Regions from separate parts of the Homo sapiens genome. Here region 2 is linked to region 1. Evidence: chromatin loops called from intact Hi-C (ENCODE). Cell type or tissue: Calu3. All regions are shown on one strand. Links, peaks and the distances in the headings refer to the core of each region. The heading gives the core; the rest is flanking DNA.

What was found. Hi-C counts contacts between places; a loop is a spot of excess contacts. Peaks named below come from ENCODE experiments on the same cell type or tissue, not always from the same donor. Only the 100,000 strongest peaks of a DNase experiment are listed, where the experiment ranks them.
Region 2: a loop joins it to region 1, with 3 times the contacts of the local background. A loop is called at or near these places in 6 of 110 quality-filtered maps.

The regions. Positions count from the first base shown.
Region 1 is chr19:54,093,466-54,097,842 of GRCh38, forward strand. It overlaps OSCAR (osteoclast associated Ig-like receptor), which reads right to left. Exons shown (of 5, transcript NM_133169.6): 3 at 3,397-3,699; 4 at 2,407-2,688; 5 at 1,203-1,892. The coding sequence ends at 1,756. Among named protein-coding and RNA genes, the nearest start is that of OSCAR, 5.1 kb to the right of the region's middle. In Calu3, for the core only: no CTCF peak of the experiment used is centred there; DNase peaks (open chromatin) are centred at 2,616 and 3,385.
Region 2 is chr19:53,806,833-53,811,209 of GRCh38, forward strand. NLRP12 (NLR family pyrin domain containing 12) reads right to left here. Exons shown (of 10, transcript NM_144687.4): 3 at 2,755-4,377; 4 at 663-833. Among named protein-coding and RNA genes, the nearest start is that of NLRP12, 15 kb to the right of the region's middle. In Calu3, for the core only: a CTCF peak has its summit at 2,011 (motif pointing right); a DNase peak (open chromatin) is centred at 2,029.

The sequences.
Region 1 (4,377 bases), core at 255-4,254:
GGAGTGTGCAGTGATGCAATCTCGGCTCACTACAACCTCCGCCTCCTGGGTTCAAGCAATTCTCCTGCCTCAGCCTCCCGAGTAGCTGGGATTACAGGCGCCCGCCACCATGCCCGGCTAATTTTTGTATTTTTAGTAGAGACGGGGTTTTACCATGTTGTCCAGGCTGGTCTCGAACTTCTGACTTCGTGATCCACCTGCCTCAGCCTCCCAAAGTGCTAGGATCACAGGTGTGAGCCAGCACCCCCGGCTTATTCCTTTTTTAAAATTGTTATTATTTCCCACAGCCACATATGCCGGGGAGGTTGTCCCACATATGTTCTACCAAGGCCCCTCTGGCACTGAGATCAAACCCCGGAAGACCCGCTCAGTCTCTCCTCCCGTCTTTTCAACACGTTAGCGCCCCCAGGTGGCTAATTAGACTTCAAAATTCAGTTCTTGAGGCGGGCGGATCACTTGAGGTCAGGAGTTCAAGACCAGTCTGGTCAACATGGTGAAACCCCGTCTCTACTAAAAATACAAACATTAGCCGGACATGGTGGTACGCACCTGTAATCCCAGCTATTCGGGAGGCCGAGGCAGGTGGATCACTTGAGGTCAGGAGTTCGAGACCACCCTGGCCAATTTGGCAAAACTCCATCTCTACTAAAAATACAAAAATTAGCTGGGCGTGATGGCGCACACCTGTAATCCCAGCTACTCAGGAGACTGAGGCACGAGAATCACTTGAACCCGGGAGGCGGATGTTGCAGTGAACCGAGATCACGCCACTGCACTCCAGCCTGGGTGGAGTGAGATCTTCTCTCAAAAAAAAGAAAGAAAGAAAGAAAGAAAAAGTCGTGCTTGATTATGCTTGATGGCAAAAAGGTGAGACCTTCCTTTCGGCACTGAGTCTGGTAGAAATCGGTGTTACAGGGTAGCTAACATTTATTGAACACTTACTACGGGCCAGTTACTGCTTTAAATGTTTTATGTGTATTACCCACTGACTCCTACAACAATCCTATGAAGTGGGTTTTATCAGTGCATCCATTTTACCGTCAAGGCAAGAGAGAGTTGGGGAAGGGCGCTTTCTGAATGCTGCTACCGTGTCCAGAGTTGGTTCCTTCCTGTGGGTTTGTGGTCTCGCTGACTTTAAGAATGGAGCCAGGGACCTTCGTGGTGAGTGTTACAGCGCTTAAAGATGGCACGGACCTAAAGAGTTAGCAGCAGCAAGATTTATTGTGTAGAGCAAGAGAACAAAGCTCCCACAACGTGGAAGCAGACTCTGGTGGGGTGCCGCGCTCGCCAGCTTTTATTCCCTTATTGTCCCCGCCCGTGTCCTGCTGATTGGTCCATTTTACAGAGCGCTGATTGGTCCATCTTACAGAGTGCTGATTGGTCCATTTTACAATCCTCTTGTAAGACAGAAAAGTTCTCCAGGTCCCCATTCAACCCAGGAAGTCCAGCTGGCTTCACGTCTCACTACTACCTTTCTGTAGCTGCTACTACTACAGTGAGTAGACGGCAGTGCTGGGATTCGAACCCTCTGTCTTCTGGCTTGGAAGTCTTAACCACTAATCGCGTCTTCCTTTCAGCTACTCCTTGGGAAAGGCCTGGAAAGAAGCTACAGCACAGGGCACAGCGGGGTCTAAGGACCGTTCCGCGGAGCTCAGCCAGCAGGACTGTGGGGCTGCAGGAAAGGACAGTCCAGCCCAGGGTCCCAGCTTCTCCGCCACTCAGGTTGGAAGTCTCGGGCTGCAGTGCTCCTGGGGCTCAGGGGCGGATACCAGCAGGAGCGCGGTTCTGACTGCGCCAGTCAAAAGTGACCAGCGCGCCCAGGGAGATGAGGACCAGCCCGGCCAGCCCCAGGCGGACTAGGTTCCCCCGGGTGTAGTCGGAGGAGCCAGAGTCTGCGGGCGGAGCCGGGAGAGAGGGGCCATCAGCTCCCGGACCCCAAAGTCTGGGCCCTGAACTCCAGGTTTCCAGCCCCTGGGGTGGACTTAGGGACCTGACTCTACAGTCTCAAAGTTGAGGGGGAGTCGATGGAGGCTTCAACTCCTGGGTCCAGGAAGAAGGGGCTGGGGCCTGGACTGCTGGATCAGGAAGGAGGGGCTGGGGGCCTGGAGTCCTGGGTCCAGGAAGGAGGGGCTGGGGGCCTGGAGTCCTGGGTCTGAGGGAGGAGGTACTGGGGCCCGGGAATCCTGGGTCTGAGGGAGGAGGAGCTGGAGGACTAGACTCCTGGATCTGAGGGAGGAGGGGCTGGGTCCCAGGAATCCTGGGTCTGAGGGAGGAGGGGCTGCAGGACTAGACCCCTGGGTCTGAAGGAGGAGAGGCTGGGGGCCTGGGCTCCTGGGTCTGAGGGCGGAGGTCCTGGGGCCTGCATTCCTGGGGCGGAGGAGGCGGGCCGGGCCTCAGGGCCCTCACCTTCCCAGCTGATGACCAGCACCTCGCTGCGCTGCGACAGCACGTAGGGCGCGGAGGGCGTGTGATAGTAGCAGCTGTAGGTGCCGGGGGCGCGGGCGCCCAGCAGCGTGAAGTCGGCCCAGGGCTGCGCGGAGTGGCGGTACTGCAGCGGGGCCGCCACGCCCTCGCGGTACAGCACGAAGCTCATGTTCCGCAGGCGGCCCGCGCAGCGCAGGCTCACGTTGGCGCCAGGACCCACCACCGGCCCGGGCAGCGCCACCAGCGACGGCCGCGGCAGCTCCTCTGCAGAGACGGGGTGAGAGTCCGGGGCCGCGTGAGCGTCTTCCGCTCGCTCGCTCGCTCTGTTTCTCCTTCTCCTCTGTCTCTCGCTTTCTCTGTGCCTCTCTCTCTCTTTCTGCCTCTCTTTCTCTCTGCCTGTCTCTCTCTCTGTCTGCCTCTCTCTCTGCCTCCCTCTCTCTCTGCCTCCCTCTCTCTGCCTCCCTCTCTCTCTGCCTCCCTCTCTCTCTGCCTCCCTCTCTCTCTGCCTCCCTCTCTCTCTGCCTCCCTCTCTCTCTGCCTCCCTCTCTCTCTGCCTGCCTCTCTCTCTGCCTGCCTCTCTCTCTGCCTCCCTCTCTCTGCCTCCCTCTCTCTCTGCCTCCCTCTCTCTCTGCCTCCCTCTCTCTCTGCCTCCCTCTCTCTCTGCCTCCCTCTCTCTCTGCCTGCCTCTCTCTCTGCCTCCCTCTCTCTCTGCCTCCCTCTCTCTCTGCCTCCCTCTCTCTCTGCCTCCCTTTCTCCTTCTGCCTCTTTCTCTCTCTCTCCCCCCGCACTGTACCTCTCTCTCTCTCTGCTCCCCTGTCTCTCTCTCTCCCCCTAGTGTCTCTGTATCTGTCTTTTCTTGTGTCTGTGAATCTGTTTGCCCGCCTCGCTCTGTCTCTCTTTCCCTATATCTCTCTGTCCCTCCCCCAACTCCCTTGTTCCACCCACTTCTCCTCCCCGACCCCAGGACCTCACCTGTCACCAGCAGCTCCAGGACATCGCTGGGCTGGGACCAGACACCCGGCCCCCAGTCTGGCCTTCGGTAGCAGCAGCGGTAACTTCCCCCTTGGGCTGGAGTCACCTCCTCCAGAAAGAATTCTGCCAGCTCGGAGGACACATCCCGGAAGAGAAGGGGAGCGATCTCTCCAGGCTTGAAAAGTCCAAATCTCCAAGCGGGTTGGGGTGCCCGGCATCTCAAGGTCACGTTGACCCCAGGGGTCACAACTGTAGCCGGCTGAGCTCCCAGCCATGGCTTAGGGTGGTATGAAGCTGGGGGGACTGAATAAACGGGGCTGCCTGGGTCCTCGGGCCTCCTGGGAGCCCCAGAAGATGAAAGGGAAGTTGGGGAAGGAGGAAAATCACCTTGGACAATTACTGCCCCTTTCTTAGCCTCAGTTTCCTGTTTGTAAAATCAGGGAGAGACTGGACTACAATCAAGCCTTGTTAAAACCAGGTGCAAATCAGAGGGGCAGGACAGAAACTTCTGAGCTTTACTCCACAGTTTGTAAACACAGTTTCAAAAGGTCAGGTCCCAGAACTCTGTAATTTTATTATTATTATTATTTTTAAGTAATGAGATGGGAGGGGGCGGTCTCCCTATGTTGAGCAGGTTGGTCTTAAACTACTGGCCTCAAGCAATCCTCCCACCTCGGCCTCCCAAAGTGCTAAGTTTACAAGCTTGTGCCACCACACCCAGACTTTTTTTTTTTTTTTTTTTTTTTTTTTTGAGGCAGGGTCTTGCTCTGTTGCTCAGGCAGGAGTGCAGTGGCATGTTCTCAACTCACTGCAGCCTCAATCTCTTGGGCTCAAACAGTCCTCCACCTCAGCCTCCTGAGTACCTGGGACCACAGGCACATGCCACTACACCAGGCTAATTTTTTTTTTTTTAATTTTTAGTAGAGACGAGCATTCGCTATATTGCCCAGGCTACTCTTGAACTCTTGGGCTCAAGCAATC
Region 2 (4,377 bases), core at 172-4,171, 290 kb before region 1:
GGGTGACAGAGCATATCAGTGTCTCAAAAATTTAAAAAAAAAAAAAGTAAAAAAAAGAAAAAAATTTGGAGACCCACACAGCAGGATGACCATGTGAAGACAGAAGGCAGTGATCTGCAGGCCCAGGACAGAGGCCTCAGAAGAACTTAACCTGCCCACTCCTTGTCTTGGACTTCCAGCAGCCCCCCACCTGCCTTGAGAAAATAGATTTATGTGGTGAAGCCACCCAGTCTTTGGCACTTTTTTCCCCCCTGAGATGGAGTCTCACCGTATCACCCAGGCTGGAGTGCAGTGGCACAATCCCGGCTCACTGCAACCTCCGCCTCCCAGGTTCAAGCGATTCTCCTGCCTCAGCCTCCCAAGCAGCTGGGATTACAGGCGCCCGCCACCACACCCTCCTGATTTTTGTATTTTTTGTAGAGATGGCATTTTGCCATGTTGGCCAGGCTGGTCTCAAACTCCTGACCTCAAGTGATCTGCCCGCCTTCACCTGTCAACATACTGGGATTACAGACGTGAGCCACGGCACCTGGCTTTGTGACACTTTTTTATGGCAGCCGTAGCCAACGAATACACCATCCCGTGATAGAACCTTTGTGACTGATCCCCATGAGAGGCCACGGTGGGGACCACCTGAAACGCCCAGACCAGCCTGCACTCACCTCAGGTTCTGAAGTTTGCAGTTGGGGTGTCTGAGTCCTTGACAGAGCAGCTTCACCCCCCGGCTGCCCAGGGCATTTCGGTACAGAGACAGCTCTATCAGGTTTGGATTGGTGCACAGGGCCGCTGCCAGATGTTCACTGTAGGCGTCCAGCAGAACGGTCCTCTCTGGTCTGCTTGAAGGAAAGACAGGCCACTCTCTGGTGTTACTGGTGCTTGACAACTATGGCCTTTGCATGTCATTTCACCGTTTATGAAGCATGCTATCCTTTTTTGAGACGGAGTTTCGCTCTTGTTGCCCAGGCTGGAGTGCAATGGCGCAATCTCAGCTCACCACAACCTCCGCCTCCTGGGTTCAAGCGATTCTCCTGCCTCAGCCTCCAGAGTAGCTGGGATTACAGGCATGAGCCACCACGCCCAGTTAATTTTGTATTTTTAGTAGAGATGGGGTTTCACCGTGTTGGCCAGGCTGATCTCGTACTCCTGACCTCAGGTGATCTGCCCGCCTCAACCTCCTGAAGTGCTGGGATTACAGGCGTGAGCCACCACATCCGGCCAAAGCATGCTATCTTTTCATTTTTTTTTTTAGAGGGCCTTGCCCTGTTGTCTAGGCTGGAGTGCATGGTGAGATCATGGCTCACTGTAGGCTTGACCTCCCAGGCTTAAGCAATCCTCCCACCTCAGCCTACTGAGAAGCTGGGGCTACAGGTGTGCACCATCATGACCAGCTAATTTATTTTATATTTTTAGAGATGGGGATCTCATCATGTTGTCCAGGCTGCACCTGGCTCTATCTGACGCTCCTAATCATTGATAGTTGGTTTACTTGTTTCCCTCTTTATTATCTGTCTCCGTTCTCATTAGGATGCGTGCTCTCTTGGGACCATTGGCTTATTCACACAGTCTTCTGTCTACAGAAGATTGTTGGGTCCACCGATAAAAGGGATATAGAGGCTGGGTGTGGTGGCTCACACCTATAATCCCAGCACTTTGGGAGGCTGAGGCCGAGAGTTTGAGACCAGCCTGGCCAACATGGTGACACCCCATCTCTACTAAAAAAATACAAAAATTAGCTGGGTGTGGTGGCACACTCCTGTGGTCCCAGCTGCTCAGGAGGCTGAGACACGCAAGGTGGAGGTTGCAGTGAGCTGAGATTGTGCCCCTGCACTCCAGCCTTGGTGACAGAGCCACACTCTCTCAAGAAAAAGGGACTTAGTAATATTTGTTGATTGAATAAATTCTCCCAGACATCGACCTCAATTTAGTCCCAATGGGTGTTGTTTAGTCTTTGTGGCACTATTGACACTTTGGGGCCAGAGGGACTGTCCTGTGTACTGTAGGATGTTTGCAGCATTCCCGGCCTTTATCCACTAGATGTCAGTAGTATTATTTGCTTCCCAGTTGTGACCACCAAAAACGTGTCTCCAAACATCGCCAAATGTCAGAGCAAAATCACCCCCAGCTGAGAGGCACTGGTTAAGAGCATGAACCTCAAGGCCAAGGTGGGTGGATCACTTGAGGTCAGGAGTTCAAGACCAGCCTGGCTAACACAGCGAAACCCCATCTCCACTAAAAATACAAAAATTATCCTGGCATGGTGATGGGCACCTGTAATCCCAGCTACTCAGGAGGCTGAGGCAGGAGAATCGCTTGAACCCGGGAGGCAGAGGCTGCAGTGAGCCAAGATTGCGCCACTGCACACCAGCCTAGGAGACCAAGAGAGACTTAGTTTAAAAAAAAAAAAAAAAAAAAATCGTGGGCCGGGTGCAGTGGCTCATGCCTGTAATCCCAGCACTTTGGGAGGCCAAGGCGGGCAGATCACGAGGTCAAGAGATCGAGACCACCCTGGCCAACATGGTGAAACCCTGTCTCTACTAAAAATACAAAAATTAGGTGGGCGTGGTGGCGTGCACCTGTAGTCCCAGCTACTTGGGAGGCTGAAGCAGGAGAATCTCTTGAACCCGGGAGGCGGAGGTTGCAGTGAGCTGAGGTCACGCCAGTGTACTCCAGCCTAGGCAACAGAGCAAAAAAAAAAAAAAAAAAAAAAAACACACGAACCTAAGCAGCCCCAGGGGATACCCCAGGGATACTTACAGCTGCACCAACAGCGTGTGCGCTCCTGCGGAGCACCTCGCGCGGTCTTCCCCGTCCGCGCTGTAGGTGGCGCCATACAAGTGCAGCACCTGGGCGCTCCTGCAGCGCTTCAGACAGAACGAGGAGACCATGTGCTCCATCTTGGAGGCAATGTTGCTGACCACGATCACCTGGAAGTGGCTCAGGGCCTGCTGGATAAACTCCTCCTCCTGGATCTCGTACAAGCAGCTGAAGAACTCCAAGGAGCCCTGCTGCAGGGTGGAGCCGTCGCTCTGAGCTTTGCTTTGGATCCACTGCAACAGGTCCATCTTGATGTGCGGCGAGACCTTCCAGCAGAGACTCTTCTCCAGGTGGCTCCTGGTCTCCTCGTTCAGGAGTCCAAACAGGAAGCGGCTGGTGAGTGCCAGGAAGCTCCTTTCAGAAAACGCGTACTCGGTCAACAGCCTGGTCACGTCCTGGTCTGGGCCTGCCCCGCCCTCCCCCTCGTCCAGGATATAGTACATAGCTGCAAAGAATTCCTGGAAACTCAAGTGGATGAAGCTGTAGTACCTCTCACAGTTGATGTCCTTCTGGAAGATGTTCATGTTGAGGAAGGCAGAGACGTCTTCCCCGTCTAGGCCGTGCTTCCGGAGGTCCTGCTCCTCAAATAGGATTTTCTGATTCCAGAGCCCATCTGCCGCCAAGGAGCACAACCCTCTCTGGTTGGGTGGGGGCTGGAGGCGCGGGGCCCCCGGCTTGGGTTGCATCAGACTCAGCAGGTAGAGCATGTACACTGCAGTGGTGGTCCTGGACGTCTGTCTCAACAGCCCCCCACCCTCCAGCTGCTGCTGGAGGCAGGTACACACCACCCAGCACACCAGGGGGACGAAGCACATGGTGAAGAGAGGCTCGTTGTCCCTCACGTAATTGAAGACTTGGCCCGCCTGCTCTGCATTGTGGAAATACTTGTAGAAGTATTCCTTCCTTTCTGCCTCAGAGAAGCCCAGGATCTCCACATGCCTGGGGTGCTCCAGCAGACGGTGGAGCTTCTCCAAAGCCGTGGGCCGTGTGGTGATGAGCAAAGATAGCTCAGGGAGCAGCTTCTTCCGAATTAAGCTGTTAAGAAGCAGCTCCGTGGGCCGTTTCTCCTCCCAGCAGAGGCACCAGGGTCCCTGAGGATCGTGGAAAGAAGGCTTGAGCTCATCGAAGCCGTCGATGATGAAAAGGAGGCGCTCGGGAACTCGGATGAGCTCCTGGAGAGGCGCGCTGGGCTCAGGCCAGCAGCTGAAGATGAGGTCTTGCATGCTGCATTCCGTGGCACTCTGGTTCATCTCCCTGCAGTTGATGTAGAAGAGATAATCAAATCTGCCTTGGAAGAGCTTCCCGTCCGCCCAGTCCAGCATCACCTTGTGTGCCAGCATGGACTTGCCTATCCCTGCCGCGCCTTGCATGACCACGGTGCGCGGTGGCTCGGGGCGCTCCTCGTCTGGCTCAAAGAGGGTCTCTATCTTGATGGGGCTAGCCTGGTGTCCCACGGTCCTCGCGTGTCCCCGGCCTGTGTCCAGAAGCTGCTGCTGGACCTGCATGGGGTTTGAGTGCTCCTTCACCAGCAGGAGCCGGGTGTACCGGTGGCTGAGGTTGACA